Linked DNA regions of Homo sapiens: region 2 is linked to region 1. Evidence: chromatin loops called from intact Hi-C (ENCODE). Cell type or tissue: PC-9. All regions are shown on one strand. Each heading gives the region's core, and the rest is flanking DNA. Links, peaks and the distances in the headings are about the cores only.

Evidence for each region. A loop is a pair of places that touch in the nucleus more often than their neighbours do. Peaks named below come from ENCODE experiments on the same cell type or tissue, not always from the same donor. Only the 100,000 strongest peaks of a DNase experiment are listed, where the experiment ranks them.
Region 2: it touches region 1 in a loop (2.5-fold over the local background); 4 of 110 quality-filtered maps call a loop at or near these places.

The regions. Positions count from the first base shown.
Region 1 is chr9:73,414,199-73,422,469 of GRCh38, forward strand. The region is part of intron 1 of LOC105376084 (a long non-coding RNA gene); the gene reads left to right. It overlaps LOC105376083 (a long non-coding RNA gene), which reads right to left. Exons shown (of 7, transcript XR_001746729.1): 5 at 1,469-1,526. Among named protein-coding and RNA genes, the nearest start is that of ANXA1, 270 kb to the left of the region's middle. In PC-9, for the core only: no CTCF peak of the experiment used is centred there; no DNase peak of the experiment used is centred there.
Region 2 is chr9:73,344,055-73,352,325 of GRCh38, forward strand. All of the region lies in intron 1 of LOC101927281 (a long non-coding RNA gene), which reads left to right. Among named protein-coding and RNA genes, the nearest start is that of ANXA1, 200 kb to the left of the region's middle. In PC-9, for the core only: no CTCF peak of the experiment used is centred there; a DNase peak (open chromatin) is centred at 3,907; H3K27ac peaks cover 487 bases.

The DNA.
Region 1 (8,271 bases), core at 1,179-6,178:
AGCAATATAAATGTATGGTAATACAATCAGGTATTCCTTAACGATGGGGATACATTCTAAGAAATGTGTCATTAGGTGATTTTATTGTTTTGTGAACATCATGGAATGTACTTATACAAACCTGGATGGTATAGCCTACTGCACACCTAAGCTATGTGGCATAGCCTATTGCTCCCAGGCTACAAACCTGTACAGCATGTTACTGTTCTGAATAGTGTAGACAATAATGCATTAGGACAACTGTGACAGCTATAATGGCTGTGACATCACCAGGCAATAGGTATTTTTCAGCCCCGTTATATTCTTATAGGGTCACTGTTGTAAATGTGGTGCATGACTATATATATTTGTTTTATTTGAATGCATACTATTTCCTAGGCTATTTATTGCACCAATATACCCTAAAATGCTGCATTAGGAAAAATTTGAATTATTTATTAAATGGTCATGCTAAGAGGGAGTGTGGAAGATCTACAAAAGCTACAATGCTACTGTAGCTACTATCAACAACTAACCAGGTTATCCTCAAAAGACTCCAAACATGCATTTTCAAATTATCTTAGGAACACAAAATTTAGGAAGATTTAAAATAAAATATAGAATAATACTTACAATAAAATATAGAATAATTCCGTATGTGGGAGCATTAGATTTTTGTCAGAATTTAAATGTCAAAAGACCATATTAAAATATACTAGATTGTTCAGTGAAGATATGCAACAGTATAGTAGAAAAACTTTTGTTGTTTGAGTCTGAAAATAGTATTTAAATTTGACTATTTCAGATACTTGCAGTATCATCATGGACAAATTACATAAAATCTATAAGGTAACATTTGGTCCTCATGTTAATAGATGTCCTCTCTTCAGGATTATTGTAAGGGTCAGTGGGTATTCCAATTTTGTGAGCTATGATGTACTAGGAATCTATGCTTATATTCAATTAAAATTAGAAATTGTAAAATCATAGTGTAAAGTAAGCAATATATTTCAAAACTTAAATATTTCATGATAGAAGTATCTTTTTCATGAAAATAAATATTTTATATCATGTGTTAACTGTCATGTTCAATTAAATATTGGCTGCAAAGATGTAGTCAAAAACACAGCTCTACCACATTGCAGCTACATGACCTTAGTAAAATCACTTATCCTTTCTGAACTTCAGTGTTCTCATTTGCAAGTTTGGGATAAAAAAGAGAAAAGTGGAAAAATTACAATAAAATGAGGCTACTAGATATAAAGACTATATGAAAAAACTGTGCCTGATCCCTTCCACCCTTTCTTCAATTCCTTGGTATGTCAACATTTCCCCATTCTCTTTCTCAGCCTCCTGTTTCCTCCCCATGAGTAGTCCTCCACCTTTCATGTCATGGCTAGAAAACAAAACAAAACGAAAAGACTATTTCCCAGGTCTCTAGGCAAATTCCCCTCACTTTTCCAAAATAGTTCAGCCTAGACATACTTACGTTTTCATATAAGAGGTTCTGTTCCACCTGATAAAGAATTATCTTCAGCCTTTTCTTCCTATGCAAACAAATTAAAGGTATAAAAACAGAGAACATAAAGAGATGGCTTACTTTAAAAAAAAATTCTCTCCTAGATTTTTAATACATGCCTTCTCACTAAATATTCTTGTTTATTATTTGGAAGATTATAAGGCACTACAACTATATATTTTCACAATAAACTTTTTATCCGTTTTCATTCAAATGAGACTTCCTTGCAACTCAATGTAGTATTGACTTTTAGAAGCCAACCAAGAGCAATAAATCAAGGTTAGTGCACGTTATATTGTCCCTTAACCTGAGAGTCAAATGAATCTTCTGCATCATTGCTGATATAATAAATATATTTGAATGTGTTTTACTCAGAAATCAGATGCATTATTATCGCACGTAACAAAATGTCTTTTGCTACACCTCAACATTCAGTATGAGCTTACAAATTATAGAAACATTTTTAAGAAGATTTTAACCTAGTATGAATTACTTTCCATTTTCTTTTATAAATGTTGATAGGAAAGACTAACAAAAAATGTCTTAATAGCCTGTCAGTTGTAATAGGAACATATACTGAATTAAATACGGATTAAGAAGCATAAGCACTGAGTTGACATTAGTAACTAAAGACAGAGAATACTCAATTATGCAATGAATTCAGATTATGTAGGCAATATAGGAAATTATGAGAGAGAAATCCCAAAATATTTTTCCCCTTTTGGCAGCAGAATTTTTAAGTTGTAAATTAATGAGATTGGATTTTATGCTTTCCCCTTCATGTTGTCTTACTTTAAATATCCATAAATCATATCTAATTCTTTTCTAGCCAAAATGAATGAAATGACAAAAGCTTTTAATAATTCATAAAGCGGCAAAAGAAACAACCTAAAATTATATTCAGCAAACAAAGCAGAAATTCTATGATTTCTTCTTTTAATTTATACCAGCATTTTTATGGTAATTATAAAAACATATGTCTAGTTCACGTGATTTATTTAGCTTTAAGTATTTTACAGCGACTCTGACTTTGTGCAGACAGGTAGAACTAAAGTTCATATTTACATTGGGAAAAATCATATTATACCAAATGTTTCGATTGGGGTGAGTGCTTGAGTTTAAATAATAGTGGCTTATTTACATTCCATCACAAATGAATATTTCTTTGGGATTTATTTATTGCTTGGTCTTAAATGAAGCTTCATAGATGTTGGTATAAGCATTACATTTTAATCTTAACAGGCTATGACGCCTGCATTGAACTTTTTCTACTTTGAAGACTACTGTGAACTGAATTGTATCACACCCACCCTTTCCCAGAGTCCCCGAGAATTCACATGTTGAAGCCGTTACCCACCATGTGACTGTTTTGGGAGACAGAGCCTTAAAAGAGGTAATTAAGGTTAAATGAGGCTGTAAGGATTGGGCCCTAATCCCTTAAAACTGGTGTTCTCAAAAGAAGAGGAAGAGACATGAAGAAGCTTTTTCTGAACACTTGTGCATCGAGAAAGTCTTGGGTGGGCAGAGCAAGAAGGTACTGTCTGCAAGTCGAGGAGAAAGGCCTCATAATTACCAAGACTACTAGCACCTTGAGCTTGGACTTTCAGACTTCTAGCCTCCAGAATTGTGAGCAAATACATTTCTGTTGTTTAAGCCACCCTATCTGTGTGATTTTATTATGGCAGCCTGAACTGACGTATGCATGCACTTAGTCTCACTTTTGAGTCTCATCTCCCTCTCTTGTAATTACATTCATTTTAGTATCTTTCACTTACGACCTTGCTGCTTCTTATTTGTCTCTCATATTTACCTGCTAGAATTCTACCTAGGCTTTAAAGCCTATGTTAGATCCACCTTTAAATAGATTTACTTCCTCTTTCCCATGTATTCTCCTCCCCCAATAGTATGTAATCTTTCCTACTTGGAACCCCTTAACACTTTTGATATTTGTTACAATATATCAACTCACATTTTAGCTATTTGTCATTTATCTTATCATCTCTATTAGATTTGTTAAAAATACATTATATTAGTGAATTCTTTCTGCAGGCCTACCATATGCCAACTTATGATTACCTGCTGGGTGTCTTTGTTGCTATGGTTAGGTGGAAGTTAGAAAAAAATGTTATTATTACCATTAGGTAGAAATTAGAGAAAGGCAAATCTCAAGTCAATGTGAGGAAGTTCTTTCTTGCAGCCAAAAGTGCCAAAAAGTAATCAATAGTATTTCTCCATCACTGGAGGTTTTCAGACAAGATGTCAGAGATGGCAGTCAGTCTCTTATGAAGAACAATGAGATCTGATTACCTCCATGTTTCTTTTCAGTTATTGTATACACTGCTTTTAAAGAAAATATTCAGTAATATTTTGTTCTACTTACTTGAGTTGGTTGAGTAGCAGGGTAGCTAACTAGTATAATCCACATGCAATTATCAGCAAATTGCAAGATGTGTAACTAAACAAAGGTAAACAACACACACTAATTTATATCTGACTACACCGTATGACTTTCTTTATGCTGGATCCTTTATGTGGAACTCACGTGAGCTCACTAATGAATTTGCGGGGATAAGAATCAATTCTCTCATTTAGAAAGAAGAAGCTATGTAAAATTTTGCCCCAGATTCTTTACTTAAAATAGTTCCCAGTAGAGAACATTTTCTTTCTAATTTTTCTTCTCACTCCAGCTGCCTAAAAATCCTTTTTTTCCCTTGCTATCATTCTATGAATTATTCTGTGTCTGGCCTTAATATAAAATTTCATGAAACAATGGGATATATAGATATCTTTAGGGATATCTCTGTCTCTATAGATGTACCTACATTTTAATGGAGATTTAGGAATGCAAAGGAAAATATTAGTAGGCTGAAAAGAACTGGCCTGAAGATAACTTTTATGATATTTATATTAAAAAATTAAGCTGATAACTAATGTAAGTTTCAAGTGACCTACTTGACACATCATTTTAAGTTAATTACTAGTTATTCTAATCTTTCATAGCATGTGTGAAAAATGATACAATGGATCATAGAGCCATTACTTGGATGAGTTTTGCATCTTTAACAGAAAACATATTTTAATACAATGTTTACTAAATTAAATTCAGTTTCTTCCCAATTAATCTAGTTTGAGAATTTTATGATTATTGTAACATTCTAATCATTATGTAAAGATTTCACATTTATTCTCTCTCTTCTGAAGGAAGATTATACATCTATATACCCTTTACTATGCAATTTGTCTGCTTTCCATAAAATAAGTATATCCCTACACCCAACTGACTTTGGGCTTGGCTATGTGACTTTGCCTGGTCAATAAAATATGAGCAAAAGGGATAGTGCACCAGTTCTGCGGAAAAGCTTTACTAACCACTGCACATATCTGCCAGTTTCTATTTTGACTATTACTGTGAAGAATGGCATATACTGAGAGAGGCTGCCCCTTTAGCCTTTGCTCCACAATGAGAAAACATGTGGAGTGGGCCTACACTCTCAATCAGAAAACCCAAGTCTGACACACAGCCTTAAGTGGAATTGTAGCTGACTTGAAGACCATCTACTAAGAGAGACAGAAGTTTACTGTTCTAAGCCTCTGAGATTTGGAATTATTTGACTAACACAGAGAATTTAGATATTCTATTTCCTATAATTAAATGTCTAATAAACATAGTCTACTATTTAAGACCTGGCTGTTGACTGGGATTCAAGAGACTTCTAAATCTAGCTTAAATTAATGAATTTATCTGTTTAGAATATTTAAAAATTCAACAAATTATGTTTTTAGGCTACTATCCTTTAAAATGTGACCCTAGAGGCTTCCATTTCTAGGTAAATAGAGTAGATGTACTTAACTCTTTCTATTACGTACAACTACAAACCAGGACATTTTATGTAAAACAAGCATCAGAAGACTATGAAAGATATAGAGAAGAAGGCAGACTGTCCAGAGACCTGGGAAACAGAAGTAACAGTGATAACTACTCTGGGTTTTTATTTTGTCTCCTATATCTGAGACTTGAAGCTAAAGAAACTGGCAACACAGAAATACCAATGAACATAGACAAAAGCCTGCTCTCTCTAGCCAAAGTAAAATGAAAGGGGTAACCAGGCAGAACAAAAAACTTTTAGACAATCACTACTCTAGTCTAGCCAAATATCATAGAAGAAAAATGTCACCCCACCCCTACCACACTAGCCAAGGCCGAGTGAAGAATTTAGACTTCACTCTTGTAAGGTTGTAATGAGGGAATTCAATGTCTCCACTGGGTTTATGTAGGAGAAGGCCAAGTAGGAGTGGGAATTTCATCCCTGCTAGATAGAAACAAGGAGGCTTTCCCCTTTCCCCACTAGAATGGTGTCAAAGGCAACCTAGTGGAGAGTCATAACATTTACTACTGCCCAGTTGTAATGAGGCCACTCTTGCCACCATGTCAGTGGAGACCACATGAGGACCAGGAGCTTCCAATATTCCTGGCAATAAAGGTGAACTTTCCTTACCTTTGGGTGTCAATAGAAGCTAGATTTCTACCACTTTTTGTCAATAACGGGTCAATGTTTCTGTTCCCCCTTTTCCCTGCTAGAATAGAGTGGACAGAATATTCACAACAGAATAGAGTGGACAATGGAAAGGATGAGTAAACTGAAAAATAGTATAATAGAAATTATTCAATCTGAACATCAGAGAAAAGATACAATGGTAGGGGGAGGAATGCAACCTTAGGAACCTATGGGACTTTAACTTTCATATCACTGGAGTCTCAGAAAAAGAAGAGAAAGAGAGCAAGGCTGAAAATGTATAGGCTAATTGAAAATAAAATGATAAGAAAATGATATGCCATGCAAACATTTATCAAAGAAAAGTAGTAGTGGCTATAATACCATCAGATAAAGTAGACTACAGGGCAAAGAAAATTACCAGAGAGGGAGAGAGAGAAGAAAGAGACAGAGAGAGAGAGAGAGAGAGAGAGATTATTTAATGCTAAGTCAATCCACATCACCTAGAAGGAATAGCAGTTCTGATTGCAGCACTGAGCAACAGAGCTGCAAATTGAGACAACTGAAATAAAAAAATAAACAAATCCACATTGTAGTTTCAGACTTCAACACCACTTTCTCATCTATAACTAACAAGAAAATCAGCGATGGTTTAGAAGAACTCAATGACACCATTAATTAACAACATCTAATTGATATTTATACAACATTCCACCCAACGGCACCAAAAAACACATTGTTTTTAAGTACTCAAAAAACATATACCAAGATAAATAATATCTTGGATCATAAAATCAACAGATTTTTAAAATTTGAAATTATGCAGTGTTATCTAACCACAATGAAATTAAAATAATAATCAGTAACAGAAAAATAAAAAAAAATTTTCAAACTCTTAAAAATTAAAGCACATATTTCTAAATAATCCATATATCAAAAAAGAAAATCTTAAGTAAATAAAAGTACATTAAATTGAATAAAAAATATATCAAATTTTGTGGGTCATAGCTAAAGCAACAATGAGAGGGAAATTTGTAACACTAAATACCTACATTAGAAAAGAACAAAAGTCTCATTACAATAATCTAAGTAGCCACTTCAAGAATCTAGAAAAGGAAGAACAAAATAGATATGATGAAAACAAAGAAGGAAATAACAAAGATAAGGGAAGAAATCAATTAAATTGAAAATAGAAAAACAATAATCAATGAATCTAAGAGCTGGTTCTTTGTGAAGTCCAGTAAAATTGAGAAATCTTTAGCAACACTGACAAAGAAGAAAAGAGAGATGACACAAATTATAATATCAGAAACAAAGTGAGATATTACTATGGGTCCTGCAGAATAATCAGAACATACTACAAAGAACTCTATCGACATAAATATGACAACTTATGCAAAATGGACCGGTTCCTCAAATAACAAACTACTACAACTCACCCAATATGTGTATCAGATAAATTGAATAGCCTAATAGCTATTAAGAAAATTGAATGTATCACTTAGCAACTCCCAGAAAAGAAATCTCAAGACCCAGATGGTTTAACTTGGAAAAGTTTACCGCACGTTTAAGAAACAGTTAATGCCAATTCAATTCTACACAATCTCTTCTAGAAAACAGAAGAGGAGGAAACATTCTCCTATTGATTCTATGAAGATAGTCATAACCTGATAGTAAACTAGACAAGGAGAGCACTACCACCACCAAGAACAACAATATCAACAAAAAACAAAACTAAAGATCAATAGCTTTCATGAATATAGACACAAAAGCCTTTAGAAAATATTAACAAATAGACTTAAGCAACACAAAAAAAATTATGTCATGACCAAATGTGGTTTATTTCTAGGATGCAAACTTAATTTAATATTTGAAAATCAATGCTAATCACCATATTCATAGGCTAAAGAAGAAAAATCACATGATCATCCATTCGATCTAGGAAAAAAAATGACAAAATTCAATACCCATTCATGATAAAAGCTCTCAGAAAAGTAGAAATAAAGGAAAACATTTCTCAGTTGATCTAAAAAATAATTCAACTATCATTATACTTAATAATGACAGACAAAACATCTTTCTGCTAAGATTGGGTAGAAAGAAGGATTTGTGCTGTCATCACTCTTATCTGACATAGAGCTAGAAGTTCTAACAAATGCAATAAGGCAAGAAATGAAAATAAAAGGAATGAAAACCAAAAAGAAAGAAATTCAATTGACTCTGTGCAGATGACACGATTGTCTACATGGAAATCTTAAGGAATCTAACATTGGCCCCACA
Region 2 (8,271 bases), core at 1,056-6,055, 70 kb before region 1:
CCTCTTTCTGAATTTTCCTAATTGCATGCCTTCCAACATGGTGCCTTTTAACATTTTCCTCTGACCTAGTGATTTTCTGAAACCTAGTGGTTACATTAGGGACTAGATAACATTCACACTTATACTGTGGCAATAATAGTTCATAGGTGATGTTTGTATTTCCTAGCGTAACACATCAAAAGGCACGTAATTTTTGATTGCATCATTCTTTTTGAGACATTAAAACCAATTAGTAGGTTAAGGTATTGTTATCAGCCTGATGCATTCATAATAATGTTTCCGTCCATAACTCAATTAGGAATTGTAGGTACTGTTCATATTTGTAGCCTGAATCTGTTTTTTGTTGTTGTTGTTGAAGGTTGCAAATGCTTATATTCTAACTCTACATTCTTTCTTCACCTATTTTCTTGAAAATGTCTAAAGGAAAACACTTTCATCATCTAGTTGTTAATACTGAGATGAGTTTGTACAGGGAATACAGGATAAATGAGAAATTTTTCTCCTTATTTACAGATTTTAGAAGAACGAATTGGTTTTTTAACATCTTTCATGGAGATTGTATTTTTTCTTATTATTTCATAGATTTAAATCTATGAAATCCTAGATTTTAAGATATGTAAAGTATTTTAAACACTTATTCATTGCAACTATTATTATAGCTGTTCAAAATATTTTTTCTTTCTTTCTCCTTTTTTTTTTTAGCCACTGAGCTACTTCAACATGGCTTTGTTGATGTAACTCAAAGCCTTCCAACTCTCTCTGTTAAGATCTGTGCTCTTCTTATGTATTTCTTGTCCAACACCTGGAAGCAGCCAGTTTTCCAAAAACTCTGGCTTCTTTAAGAAGAATGTGATTTTTAAAGACCTTAATTTAAGGCTAGAGATGCTCATGTCTACTATATTGTATTGGTCAGTGTTTCCAGACTTTTTCACTGGAAGAGTTTGGAAAAAAAGTGAAGATAAAAATATACCATGAGTTGATATTGAGATTTGATTCCAATATTAATTTGACTTCATAAATACTACATTTCTGTATATTCTAGGGTGAAAACCTTGGATCCTAATAACAGTATATAAGTACTTTTTACTCATCCAATGTGTGTGTGTACAAATGGTTTGCTTGCCAATTACAGACACACATACATATACACTAGCTACAGAATAACAACACTATTAGAAAAAACAGTTTGAGATCTTTACAGCGTTTTTTGTCCTTACCTTGTATCCCATTGGATATGTAAAAATTACTATATTTTAAAATCATTTGATATAATGCCTGTTTGTGCGGTTTAGCCCCCTGATATGTAGTTTATTTCATTTGTTTTCTTTGGCTTTTATTTCATAAAGATTTATTTCTGCTTATATTTCATATAGTTTTTTTGTATGATTATAAGAGCATTTACATGATTCCAAAATCAAAACTATAAAATCAGGGGCAGTCAGAGAAGTCTCCCTTCTAAGCCAATCCCCTTCATTCTAGTCTTCTCTTCCCCTCTAGGTAACCTAATCTTCAAATTAGTTTTTGGTTTATTCTCTATTTTCAATATAAGAATATTCGTATGCAGGGGTGTGCTTTTGTGATTTATGCCCTTTTTAAAGATAGCATACAGTATACACTTTTTGCCACCTTCCTTTTTTACTTAATGATATATACTATGTATCACTCAATAGCAGTTACAGAACTGTTTCTCATTCCTTTTTATAGCTACATAACACTCTATTTTATGTATATGTCATAATTAATTAAACCAGTCACCTATTTATGGATCTTTGGGATGTTTCTAGTCTTTTGCTTTATAAATATTGCTCTCTTCCCACTTGAAACCTTTCTATGGCTTCCCATTGTTTTAAATAAAAATTTGAACAACTTTCCATAGCTTACATGGCCCTGCATATTGGGTTTCTCTGAATTCTCCAACCTCAACTCACACCATTTTCTGTCTGTCTAATTATATTCCAACTTCTCTAGACTTCTTTCCATTTGTCAAATACACTCCAAGATTTATCCATCTTTTAGAGTTTTGCGTTTGCTAGTCCCAGCTAATACTTTCTCAGCACCTATTTTCATGACTGACATATTACACCCTTCACATTAGGGGAATTCAAATGCTACTGGCTCAGAAATCTCTTCTGGAACAGCCCTACCTTAAGTGACACTACTAGTTATTCAAGCTAGTCACCTATTTATTTTTTTCACAACACGTACCACAATCTGTAGCAGCATATGACAGATCACATTGTTATTACTCTATAACATCCTATTGTGTTAGATTATTTGTTCATTTGATGTTTGTCCTCCTCGCCTAAATGTCTTTCTGACTATTGAATCTTTCACATGCTGTATAGTGTCTGACACTATATAGTATGGGCTCAAAAAGCATTTGTTGAACTAATGATTGAATCAATTAATAATATCAAACGTAAAATATGCTACAAATGAAAAAATACCTATAAAGCCTTAGCAGCTTAAAATTGAACAACCTAGCTCTTTTTGTGTACTTCTGTAATGTACCCAAAATTGTATGTCTTTCCCAGTATGCCACGTGTCATGGAATTAATGTTTTGCGACCTCACTTGAGTGTTGTCATACCAGACTGTAGGATCTAAATTTTTTATTGTTTTAGGGATCAAAGCAATAACATTTATCTGTGATGTGTAACTCCAGTAAGCTGTGAGGCCTTTACATTTGTTTTGAGATTCTAGCTAAAGTTTTAACCATAAACCGCAGATCGTCGCCCACAAGTGAGAGAAGATATCAGACATATGGTTGTCCTAACTAGAGAAGTAGTGTTATTTCAGTTTTAGAGATGAAGACTGGACCTCAGAATTGGTAAGCAAGCTGAAAATGTGACATATTAAGTGACTTTGCTGGAATTGAATCTTATGAGTCCTTAATTCCAAATCTGATGTTTTGTGTCTGTATACAGTGAATATGGAGACATAACTAAATAGGATTTTTATAATTTCTGGCCATGTAAAAATTTATAGCTTAATAAGAAACATTAAAAACTTTTATATAAAGTTATATTTGTATAGAGAAAAGTCATCCATTTTGGTGTATTTTCATCTACCTCTATTTACTTAGCCAGGAATGTTCTCAGACTCCATGACTCAGACACCTAAAATTTACTCATGTGATAAATTTTTGACACTCTCTACAGTGTTAAAAGTATTCATAAATACTCATAAGTTTTTGGCCTAGTTAAGCCTTATAACTAACTTAACTAGTTTTGAGATGTTTTCTTTGTTCTGTTACAAAACAGCCTACTCAGCACTACACCATCCTCACGCTTGCTACATCTGTCAATTTTCTTCTACAGTTTCTTGTCAAACTGCCATTTTCCTCAACAGCCTCTATTAGACTCTCCACACCCCACGCCTGCACTGCACAGAAATGGCCTAAAATTCTAAACTGACGGAACCTTTAAATGCTCAGGCACATATATTTTTCTTTATTGCATTTACAGCGAAAATATCCAAAGCATAAAGATTATTTTAACAAAAGGCTATAAAATTTACATCATTTTAAAAATCATAAATCCCATTTAGTTCTGCATAAGGGAATGATATAGCTACCATTATTTATTGACTTCATGACATCACTTATTCTTTTGCTTGGTTAGGACTTTGGTAGAGGCAAATGTTGAAAAATGTAGTCTGTATTTCACTTTATTTCTTAAACTTCTCTAATTGTCTACTATATGTCCACCTGGAAGATGTCATAAACATACAAATGCCCACGCTTCATGCTTGGAGGAGTTGACTGGCCACAGTTGGAATGGATTCTGGGAGTCTGTATTTATAACAAAGAGCATGTGATTCTGATGCCAGGGCCAATTTGGAGTTGTCACAGGTCTAAATGCTCTACTGTTTACTTTCAGAATTCCTTGAAGGTGGGAAATATATCTTTGTCAACTAAAGAATGTCCTAATACTTAATTGTGCATATGAGTCATCTGGGAATGGTGTTAAAATGTAGATTCTCATTCTGTAGGTCTAGGGCAGGGACTGGGAGTCTGCACTTCAGAAAAGCTCCCAGTTGATGCCAGTGTTGTTCATCTGTGGAACACAATTTGAGTGCCTCTTGCCTATATGGCTTTTAGAATAACCTTGAGACATATATATATATATATATGTAGTTCAATTAAATCAGGATCTTTAAGAGGGAGAAGTTAGGGCATAAGTTTATTTAAAACGATTCTCAGGTGATTCTAAATTCACAGGTGATTGCATGTGTAACCAGGGTTCAAAACCAATGTCCTAAATGAAAATGCAAGTGAGAAAGAAAACTAAAATTTCCCTTTTTTAGTTATCAGACTTTTAAAACTCATGCCACTTAAACTCCAGTGGTAGGCAAAGAAAACTTAGGCTGCCTAAATGCATATTTTTTATGCCAAGTAAAAATTTCTGTGAGTTCTTCTCTACTTTAAGTTCAGAGTCCAGGATTCAGGCATCTGCCTTTGTGTGTGTGTGTGTGTGTGTGTGTGTGTGTGTAAAACTACAATCAACTATAGTTATCATAATCCTCTTTTACATATCATTGGTAGGTGAGTAATAGGGCAGATGTCTAGGGGCAGAGCCTTAATATTTATTTTGTGTGACTACAAATACTCTGTGCTAGTGAATTACAAAGACTTGAATTGCTGTCCATGGTCCTGGTGCTGTGACCCACTTGTTTTCCTCAAATATAGTTGTTAACAGGTTGTCAAAGACTTTTATTTATTTATTTATTTTTTACCTTATTGGCTCTTTCTCCATGCCCCTTTCTTATCTATGTATGAAATAAGAGAATATTATATTGTATATATTCTTAAAAGTACCAAAAGAGAGGGAAAGAGAGCTAGAAATATCAGGATATCACGAAGGGTTCTTTAGAGTAAAAGCAAAATAGTACTACCATTTCTCCCTGTCAGCAGAGCATTTCATTATGTGGAAATTTATAGTGACATAGGTAAGCTTGAACATGTCATTGCATATTTTATTTTTCATAAGATTATTCATAAGATTATTCATAAGCTATTAACAGATATTTTTATAGCTGCCACTATTTATCAGAAAATTGCAGTTTTACTTTTTTTTCTATTCAAAAGCAAGTTCTTAAAACGAAATTCAGAATTCTATTTTTGGACATGGGAGTCCTGAACATGCCCTCCTACCACAAACCACTAGAAAACTGTAAAATAGAAGAAAGAACCATTCTCAAACATTGGAAACAGTTTAGGGCTGTTATCCATGATTTAAAAAAAAAAAGGAACATGATGGGCAATATGATATTCCCAGATTTCTCCCTGGAGACATAGTCTGGACCATGACCCGGAAAGGGGGCTCCCAAGCAGAGCACATCAGTCTTGCTAAAATGGGATGACAGCAGTCAAGAGCTTGGAGAGGCTAAGGTAGCTGGTATTTGTAGGACAGAATATGACAAGAAGAGAGAGAAATACAGAAAAGGAGCTTCATGGATCTGTATAGGAGTCACCTTGGGTCTACTGCTGAATATTAATCTGCACAGGCTAGCACAAAATTTTATCAGGCTGGTAAGGAATTACCAAACATATATAAGCTGAACACTTATCAGAGATTACATAGGACTGGGAGATATACAAGTTACAACAAGCCAGATTGGAGACACTTTGTAAGCATGCCTCAGGGCATTCAACAGAGATTCCTGAAGGATAATACTTTAGTATTGGAACAAAGTAACACTAGACGAAAGACATCTCTAGAACAACCACCACAAAGCAAAAATAAATAAATAAATGGCCTCAAAAATATGAGACTGATCCACAAATTACTTAACCGACTGCAAAATAAATTGCAATATTATTTAAAAGAAGGCAACATGCAAATATGTAATTTTACAATATCTGGCATCCAATAAATTATTAATTAAGATCCAAAGAGGCAAGAAGAATGTGCCCTATTTACCGGGAGAAAAATTCAACAATAAAAAGAGACTTATCAACAACAGTAATAATATTAGCAGACAATTTTACCCTAGTTATTATAAATATGCTCAATAATTTAAAAATATAAAAAATAATGTATAGATAAGTAAAAGATATAGAAAGCAAAATGAAAATTCTAGAGCTTACAAATGCAGTATCTCATTTTTTAAACAAAATTCAAATTATTTCCAATATTCTTTACATCCTCTCACCATCCCACCTTGGAGACTTCAACTGAATGTTTGAAATGGTCCCTCAGCTCACTGATGACGTTATCCATTACTTTCATCATTTTTTCTTTCTGCTTTTGATTTTGGTAGTTTCTAATGCTATGTAAGTCCACTACTTTTTCTTCTGTAATGCTTAATCTTCTGTTCATCTCATCCAGTGTACTTGTCATTTCAAACATTGTAATTTTCATATATTGATGTTTGATTTGAGTCTTTTAAGTATTTTCCATGTATCTACTTAACTTTCCAATCTTTCCTTGAATATATGGAATGCAGTTATAATTACCTTTTTAATGTTCTGATATACTAATTCTATCATGTATCATTTCTTGGTTAGTTTCAATTGAGTATTTTTTTCTCCTCGTTATAGGTCGTATTATTTTGTTTCTTATCATATCTTGATTGGATGACAGACATTGTGAATTTTACCCTATTGGTTGTTGGATGCTTTTGTATTTTTTTATTTTAAAATATTTAGTTGACAAGGATTAAATATATTCAAGGTGTACAATGTGATGATAAGGTATACATATATATGTGTAAGGATTACTACAATCAAATTAATTAATACATTAACCACCACTTATGCCTTACTTTAAATTCCCCAGAACTTGTTCATCTTATACCTGAAAGTTTGTACTTTTTGACCAACATCTCCCCATATCCTTTTCCTCCCATCCACTGAAAACCACCCTTCTACTGTCTGCTTCTATGAGTTCAACATTTTCAGAGTCACATATAAGTAATATCATACAGGATTTATCTTTCTATGTCTGGGTTCTTTCACTTCCTATAATGTCTTCCAGGTTCAGACGTGTGTTGCAAATGGTTAGGATATCCTTCTTTTTTATTATTGAATAATATTCCATTATGAATATGTACCACAATTTCTTTATCCACTGTACCATCAATCTTTATCTCTGGATGGAAAATTAGGTTGTTTCTATATTTTGGCTATTATGAATAATGCTGCAATAAACACCAGGATGCATACATCTCTTTGAGATCCTGATTTCATTTCCTGTGGATACATACCCAGAAGTGAGGTTTCTAGACCATGTTGTAGCACTATTTTTATTTTTTTGAGGAAGCGCCACACTGTTTTCCAAAATGGTTGTACCAATTTACCTTCCTACCCACAGAATAGAAAAGTTCCCTTTGTTCCACAACCTAATCAAAACTTGCCTTTTTCATAATAGCCAGCCTAATAGGTGTGGGGTGATATCTCACTGTGATTTTGATTTGCATTCCTCTCATGATTAGTGATATTGAGAAACTTTTCACATACATTTTTTCCATTTGTAGGTCTTTGGAAATATATCTACTGAAGTTATTTGCCCACATTGTAATTGAATTTTGGGTTTTGGTTTTTTTTGTTGTTGTTGTTATTGAGTTGTATGAGTTCTTCCTGTATTTTGGATATTAAATCCTACTAGGACATATGATTTGAAAATATTTTCTCCGATTTAATTGATGCCTTTTTATTTTGTTGATAGTTTCCTTTGCTATGTGGAAACTGTTTTAGTTTGATGTAGTCCCACTTGTTTGTTTTGGCTTCTGTCGCCTGTGCTTCTTTTTTGTCATATCCAAAACATCATTGCCAAGGCCAAAGGCAAAGGGCTTTTTCCCTATGTTGTCGTCTAAGAGTTTTGTAGTTTCAGACCTTACGTTTCTTTTATATGGTACAGGACAAAGTTCCAATTCTTTTCTTTTGCCTGTGGATATCCAGTTTCCTCAAAACCATTTATTGAAGAGACTTTCCTTTCCTCATTATGTATTATTGGTGCCTTGGTATTAGTTAAATATCATTTAACTCTGTTCCTGAATAGCTTAGAAACAGTTTACTTTTCAACTGTTAGGTGGAAATGGACCTGTTCAATCGGGAGCTAATTTTGCCCCATTAATGAGGTAAATGTCTTTTGGGAACGCTCTCCGATGCCTTTTGAGTTATCAGGTTATCTGGTGTGGTTGATGAGAATGGGAACTATTTCAAGTGTGAGTTTCAGGGCTTGATCTCTTTAACCCTTCGGGTGGTTCTATCCCCAGGCTTGGATAGTTCCCTCACATTTGTGCATTCAGCTGAAGACTCTAGAGGAAC